3 separate regions of the Homo sapiens genome follow, and all the other regions are linked to region 2. A link is a loop called in an ENCODE intact Hi-C map of the cell type or tissue named here. Cell type or tissue: PC-3. All regions are shown on one strand.

Region 1 (2,500 bases), 82 kb before region 2:
GGATAAACCTTGAAAATATTATGCTGAGCAAAAGAAGCCAGACACAAAAGGCCACATATTTTGTGATTCCATTTGTATGAAATGTCCAGAATAGGCAAATCTATAGACCAGGAGGTAGGTCACTGGTTTCCAGGAGCTGGGGTGGAGGTAGTGGTGAGGAGTTTCTTTTGGGGGCGATGAAAATATCTGGAATCACATCATGGTGATGGTTGCAGCACCTTGTGAATATATTCTAAAGCCATGGACCGGTACCCATTAAAAGCACTTTTATGGTATATAAATTATATCTCAATTGACAAGGACAGTGAGAGGGAGAAGCAGCAGCACTGGCTTTGTGTTGAAACACCTGGAGGACTGGCAGGTAGATGAGGAACCTGCGGCTCTGTAGGCTCCATCAAAACTCTTGGGTATGGAAAATCCTTCCTTAGAATAAGAAGCTGCTGGCTCGGCACGGTGGCTCACACCAGTAATCCCAGCACTTTGGGAGGCCAAGGTGGGTGGATTGCCTGAGGTCAGGAGTTTGATACCAGCCTGGCCAATATAGTGAAACCCCATCTCTACTAAAAATACAAAAAATTATCTGGGCATGATGGCAGGCACCTATAATCCCAGCTACTTAGGAGGCTGAGGCAGGAGAATCGCTTGAACCCAGGAGGTGGAGGTTGCAGTGAGCTGAGATCGTGCCATTGCACTCCAGCCTGGGCAACAAGAGGGAAGCTCTGTCTCAAAAAAAGAAAAAAAAAAAAAGCTGCTATGAGACAGCACTAGCTACTTCCAGTGGCAGTGAGTTCCACATCGCTGGGAGTATTTAACAAAGCAGAGATTGTGCCACTGCCCAGGAGAGCTACTGGAGAGATTGTTCACACACAGGCTTTGGAAGGCAGGATTGACTAGATGACTATGAGTCCTTTCTGACCCTAAAACCCTGTAATTTTACAATGGATTCAGAGACACACTCATGAGCGTATAGTAGGTGCTCAGTCAAGGATTTGCTGACCCAGCTGATCATGAATGATCCTCCTAGGCCTAAGTCTTGTGCCGCCTCCCAGGTGCCAAGCCCTTTAACCACAAGGAAGCAGGTGTCTCATCCCTGGCAACAACTCTGTCCATTAGGAGGCAAGCCTGCCTTTCCCTGGGCTGACATTTCCATACCCAAACATCAACAACCAAATATGAGAACTGGCCCTTGGAGAGCCTGGCCCTGCGTGGGAACCACCAGTCACAGTTCCAGGAGCCTCAGCGCTTCTCGCCCCCGGCCCTGTGCCACCTCTCCCCGGAAGCCTCTGCCTCAGCAGCCCCTACCCTTTGCATGCCTCACTGGCTGGCTATTTACACAACTTGGGCGATGACGCTGGGGCCAGGCTCATGCCGGGGCGGCAGCTTTCTGCATGCCACATCCTGGAGCGAGGGGAACCCCCCGAGAGGATGGTTACTCAACAGCACCTGTAAACCGTCCCACTGATTCACCCATAAGCCATCCAGGGAGGCAGTGAGGCTGAGCCAGCTTTGCTTTTGCAGAATGAGGGACTGTGCTGTGGACTCAAGCTGTCTCTAGAACACACACACGTCACAAATGAGACCCTTAGAGCTGGCTACAATCCAAAGTAGATGAGTCCAGCTTCTAACAGCGTGCAGGCTGCCACGGTGAGAGTCACGGAGACCGACCCTTGGCACAATAAGACTGTGGACTGAGGCCAGTGCCTGTGGACTGAGGCTGGTGCTGTCTAAGAGTCACCCTCCCTTCCGTACATGTGTACCTTACCACCACGCAATGGCCCTCCGTGAGTGGCCGTGCCCCCCGCTCAGCAATGACCTAGCAAGGAAACTGAGGCTCACAGAGGTGACGTGTCTGTTCTAAGTTCGTGAATGCCAACTTAGAATTGGTGGAGCTGGGAACAGAACCCAGGTCTTCGGACCTGATGTTGGCCACATGGGTGGGCCCCACAGTCAGGACAAGAGGGGTGGGGGCTCTGCAGAAGGATGGGGCTGTGGGTGGACAGCCAGGGCCTTTTCCAGACGTGGGCCATGGAAGTCCAGCAGCTGGATCAAAACCCCATGAGCTGAGCCTGCCCCTATGGATCACAGGTCACAGACATGTCTTCGGAAGCCAGTCGGGGAGGCCAGGGCTGGGGCGGGCCAGGACCAATCCACACCAGAGGCACAACAGCAGTTCCCAAGGAAGAGCAGTCGAGGGCAAGGGCCAGCCAGGCTGGGGTAAAACCCCACCAGGGTTGCATCCACTTAGCTGCTGGGGAAGGGGCCCAACTGGCCACAGAGCCTTGCAGGTGGGCCAGGTGAGGGGCAGGCCGCAGGAGGGAGCTGCTTCCCCACCTGGGAGCCCAGCACTGGCGTTCCCTGCTTGTCCCACATCTGCGTCATCAGTCACCGTGGTTAACAAGGCTCCCCGTGCCTGCCACATGCCGGTCACGGAAGGGCAAGAGGGATGGGATTTGCCCACTGTCCTCCAGAGGGGTTTCCTCTGGGTGCAGAGTTAGGCAAA
Region 2 (2,500 bases):
CATTTACATCTCCTGGAACACATTTTGGGAAGCTCTGCCAGACTTTCTCCACCAAGGTAGGAGCTTCAAGAGGAGCTTGTAAGCAGTGACTATTGTTCTGCAGACAAATTTCCATGCAGAAAAAGGACTATGACTAGCCTCTCTCCCAAGGCGGCATCTGGAAGGCCTTGCCGCCATGTGGCGGATTCAGGAGGATAGGATCTATGGGCCATTAGCGCTTCTCCTGGGTGCTTCTGCCTCCTCTTCCCGACTACTTCACCACAGCCTCCAGCACTCCTGTCACAGAGGGAGGAGGAGGACAGGTGCAAACAGGCACATTTGTATCAGCAACAGTCTCAGGCTTGATGAGGAACTGTACTAAATGGCATTTTAAAATTAGATTTGTGACTGAATCCCAGTTTTGCCACTATACAATTTTAAACGACATTAAAGCATGGATTTTCTCTCTTCAATTTTATTGAAATTTTAGGAGGTACATATGCAAACATAGGAAAAACTCAAGATTCTACCTGAGCATATCTAACCTGCAGTATAAAAAGAGACTTCTATGAACAACTGCCCGAATAAGTAAAGTTTACTGTAAACTAGAACTCAAGTAAAACTGAGATTTAATAATTAAAATGTCTGTCAAGTAAGGAAACACACACATCAAACATTAATTGACACAGTCCTCAAAACAGTTTCAAAGCCTCTGCTTGATTCAGTTATGAGGCCATTTAAAGCAATTCTTAATACTTTTTTTATAAACAAAAATATAATTTCAGAGCCATCTTATTTTCATTTTACTACAAATTTTAAACTGATCTTCAACTCAGTACCTCCCGATTTAGAAACAGTGGGAAAAGGCTTGTATTTTCATGTTACTGCAAGGTAGGTGCTCACTCAACCCAGCAGAGGGGCCTCTGCAGGAGCTGAGGTGGCTGTGCTGCAGACCTGGGATCCTTCCAGGCTGTGCTGCTCCTGCCCCATTTGACATCACTTGAGTTTCAGAGGGAATCAACGAATGTTTCCAGGTATAAAGAAAATTGATAAGAAATTAGGAACAGGCACAATGAGGTCCCTCTGAATGTGTATTTGGCTTACGTAAGTGATAAATGTAAGAGGGCAAATTTGCTCTCAGCAGACAGAATTAACTGAAAAGCTTTTTGCACTTAGAATAATGAAGTTTTTTATTACTTGGCAAGCCTCCTGGATGCACGTTGGGAAAATTTTAGAGAAATCAGAGATGAATGGGTACAGGATGTGATGAGGTAGTTCTCCAGAGATGACACACAAATGACCAATAAGCACATGATAAAATGCTCAACTCATTAGTCATTAGGGACCTGCAAATCAAACAACACACCACTCACACCCACTAGCATGGCTATAATAAAGATGACCGACAGAGACAGGTTTGGTGTGGATGTGGAAAACCTGCAACCCTCATACGCTGCTTGGTGGGAATGTAAAATGGTGCAGCCACTGTCAGAAAACAGTCTGACAGGTTTCTCAAAAAGTTAAATAGCTACACTAGCAATTCTGCTCCTAGGTATAGACCCAAGATAAATAAAAACACATGTTCATGCAAAAATTTATACATTCATTTTCACAGCCAATTATTAATCGCTTACCCCAAAAGAACACAACCCGTGTCCCTTAAAAAACGAATGAATAGCAAAATGTGTTATATACGTACAATGGTATATTATTGAGCCATAAAAAGAAATGCAATTCCAATGCAAGCTACACCACTGAATGAATAAACCTTGAAAACATTATGCTCAGTGAAAGAAGCCAGCTATGAAAGACTTCACATTGAATGATTCCATTTGTATGAAATGCCCGGAACAGGCAAAGCTATGGAGACAGGAAGTAGATTAGTGGTTGCCAGGGGCTGGCGGATGAAAAGATGGGGGTAAATGCTAAAGGGTATAGGGCTTCTTTCTGGGGTGATGAAAATGTTCTGGAATTACACAGTGTGATGGTTGCCCAACTCAGTGAATACACTAAGAACCACTGAATTGTACACTTTAAAAGGATGCATATGGTCTGTGAATTATATCTCAATTTTAAAAAAGAATAATCTCCCTACTACTGCTTAAGGAAAAAAAAAGGGATGAAATCTTTGTCATTCTGTTCTATTTGGTGACTATATTGAAGAGGACTGACTTTGAATGAGAAAAAAATTTTTTGAGAAATAAAACTGTATCCAGTTAACAGTAAATATTTAAGCAGCTTACTCCTCCTACAATGTGACAGGTATTATTACCACTGGCTAAAAAAAATGGATCTTATAAATCAATTTAGAATAGAATGACCACGGGCAGAGTAGTCTGTCTTCTAAAATGATAGTATCTGGGCAAGCTGGGTGTGACTGTCACAAGTTATCAGAACTCGCCAATTCCCGGTCTTCTTCAAAGTCCATATACATGCGAGGTAGCCCTACATCCTCAGAGGGTCAGGATGTAGTAGCCCTACATCTTTAGAGGGTCAGGATGGGACTTTTGCTTTATAAGCC
Region 3 (2,500 bases), 120 kb before region 2:
TGTGCCTGGCCAGAGATGAGACTTCTATGTGTGGTGCTAAAAGAGTGAATAAAAACATTAGATACTACACTGGACATGCTTCTAAGAGCTTAGTCATCTCACCTAAGTTCTGGGACCAACTCCCATTTTCTTAGGATTCCTTGGGCCCCCTTACCACCCCCCCGCCGCTCTGCCCCGCTCATTATGAAAGTTTGGACATCACTCTGTCTCTCTGGGTTCCAGACTACCTTTCTGAAAATGGGGTGGTTGGACTGGCTGAAAGCTCAGGTTCTTCTTTCCTTCTAATGTTCTAAGAATCTACTTATTTCACAGAGTTCTGTATAAATCCACTGACCAAGTTTTCTAAACCAAAACCAAAAACATGTCTGATGAAGGAAGTATCTTTTTTCTTCTTTGCTAACTTACATGAAAAGGCTTATAAAGGTATATAGTGATTGCAGACTTAAGCAGTCACCCTTATCATTATTATTATTATTATTTGAGTCAAGAGGCTTGCTCTGTTGCCCAGGCTGGAGTGCAGTGGCGCAATACTGGCTCACTGCAACCTCTGCCTCCCAGTTTCAAGCAATTCTCCTGCCTCAGCCTCCTGAGTAGCTGGGAATCCAGGCGCCCACCACCACATCCAGCTGATTTCTCTATTTTTAGTAGAGATGGGGTTTCACCATGTTGGCCAGGCTGGTCTCAAACTCCTGACCTCAAGTGATCTGCCTGCCTTGGCCTCCCAAAGTGCTGGGATGATAGGCGTGAGCCACCGCGCCTGGCCTCACCCTTATCAAAAAGAAGTAGGTCACATAGAAGACAATAACCAGCAAGCATTTGTGTATCCATTTACTCAGTATTGGAAAGTTTGACATTGAGAGCTTTCTGGAAAATGGGTTTGGGCGCTGCTTACGTGTCCGTGGTTGTACTCTACTTCACCAAACTTCTTCCAGAAGCATAGAAGAGTGGACTGTGGAGTGAGGCTCATGACCTCCAGCCCCATGAGGACTTTGGGAGGTTAGCTTCTGCCCTGGCAAGGGTGCCCTAACTCAGGACACCTGGGTAATGGGGACTAGTCACAGATGCTCTAGTCCCATCTGGATGTTTGGCCAAAAATAGTTTTCCTTAGCTCAGTCACTCACCAGTCCTTTAACCTTGCCCTTTGAATGGTTTTAGGTGTTTCCGAAAAATCCAATCCACCCTCCAAGGTGGAAAGTGTGCCATCTCTGCCCATAATCCAAATGGCGTGCCTGAGGCATAGAAAGCAGCTTTCAGGGAGGCCTTCCTTCCTCTGAGCAATGGTGGCATCATCAGAAAAGTGGAGCTCCTCCAAAAGGATCTGCTGGAAGCAGAGGACGCCCATGTGTAAGTGGAAGTCCCAGGATGTTTGTTTTATAAAGTGTTACATCACGGCCCTACCTTGCCCCAGCCCTGGTGTGGCTCACTGGGAAGCTGCTGGGAAAGGAGCCAAATAGGAACTAGGCCAGGGCCTCCTGGAGCCCAGAAGGGCCCTGGGGGCAGGTCAGTGGGCACACACAGTTGCAGAGAAGAGGGGGCCCTTGTCTGGAGGCTGAGAGTTTGGAAGAGTACTTTTTTTTTTTTTTTTTGAGACACAGTCTTACTCTGTCACCCAGGCTGGAGTGGTGCAGTGGCACAATCTTGGCTCACTGCAGCCTCTGCCTCCTGGGTTCAAGTTATTCTTATGCCTCAGCCTCCTGAGTAGCTGGGACTACAGGCGTGCACCACCACTCCTGGCTAATTTTTTGTATTTTTAGTAGAGACAGGTTTTCGCCATGTTGGCCAGGCTGGTCTCAAATTCCCGACCTCAAATGATCCGCCCGTCTCAGCCTCCCAAAGTGTTGGGATTACAGGTGTGAGCCGCCGCACCCGGCCTGGAGGAGTTCATTTTCATGGGGAAAGTGATGTTTATCATTATTTTGCTTCCCACTTCCTTGTCTTTTTCAGTGGGCAGAAGTCAGAGTCCCATTAAGCCTGTACCGAGTCAGTATTCAGACATGCCATCCGACACGTGGACAGAAGCTTTGCCATCTGCCTACTTGGCTTGTCTGTTTCAAGCCCTTCACTGGTGGCCCTGGGTCCACAGAGTAAAGTCCAAACACCTTAGCCTGGCACCCAGGACCCTCTGAGGCCTGCCCTGCCCACCCTCCCAGCCTCTTTTGCCACTCCAGCTCCCTGAGCCACTGATGTTCCACAGACCCTGCCCCTGCCATCGTAACGTGGGTCACGTGGTGTGGGCACCTTTGTTTCCTGCCTCCATCCTGCCTTCCCCTCCCCGCAACTCTCCCTTTGAAATCAGGACCATGATTTTCTTCTCTCCATATGTTCAGTTTCTAGCCTGGTTCCTGGCTCACAAAGCCATTCAATATTGTCAAGTTGAAACTGGGTTTAGTAGCACCTGTGGGCTATTGGGAACAAAAGAAAGCAAGCGAGGCTGTGCTGAAAAGTGGTCATTTGTGGTTGCTATACGAGTGATTAGCTCAGGAGAATTTCTCCCCACGTG

Evidence for each region. Hi-C counts contacts between places; a loop is a spot of excess contacts. Peaks named below come from ENCODE experiments on the same cell type or tissue, not always from the same donor. Only the 100,000 strongest peaks of a DNase experiment are listed, where the experiment ranks them.
Region 1: it touches region 2 in a loop (4-fold over the local background); 4 of 110 quality-filtered maps call a loop at or near these places.
Region 3: it touches region 2 in a loop (6-fold over the local background); 5 of 110 quality-filtered maps call a loop at or near these places.

What each region holds. Positions count from the first base shown.
Region 1 is chr2:10,492,420-10,494,919 of GRCh38, forward strand. No RefSeq gene overlaps it. Among named protein-coding and RNA genes, the nearest start is that of ODC1-DT, 44 kb to the left of the region's middle. RefSeq lists enhancers at 1,043-1,102, 1,123-1,172, 1,183-1,292, 1,343-1,482. In PC-3, a CTCF peak has its summit at 1,126; a DNase peak (open chromatin) is centred at 1,452; H3K27ac peaks cover 2,364 bases.
Region 2 is chr2:10,574,828-10,577,327 of GRCh38, forward strand. All of the region lies in intron 20 of NOL10 (nucleolar protein 10), which reads right to left. Among named protein-coding and RNA genes, the nearest start is that of NOL10, 110 kb to the right of the region's middle. RefSeq lists an enhancer at 770-1,969. In PC-3, no CTCF peak of the experiment used is centred here; a DNase peak (open chromatin) is centred at 1,284; H3K4me3 peaks cover 297 bases; H3K27ac peaks cover 2,500 bases.
Region 3 is chr2:10,451,126-10,453,625 of GRCh38, forward strand. It overlaps ODC1-DT (ODC1 divergent transcript), which reads left to right. Exons shown (of 5, transcript NR_110597.1): 3 at 1,156-1,344. Among named protein-coding and RNA genes, the nearest start is that of ODC1-DT, 2.6 kb to the left of the region's middle. In PC-3, no CTCF peak of the experiment used is centred here; a DNase peak (open chromatin) is centred at 1,416; H3K27ac peaks cover 2,353 bases.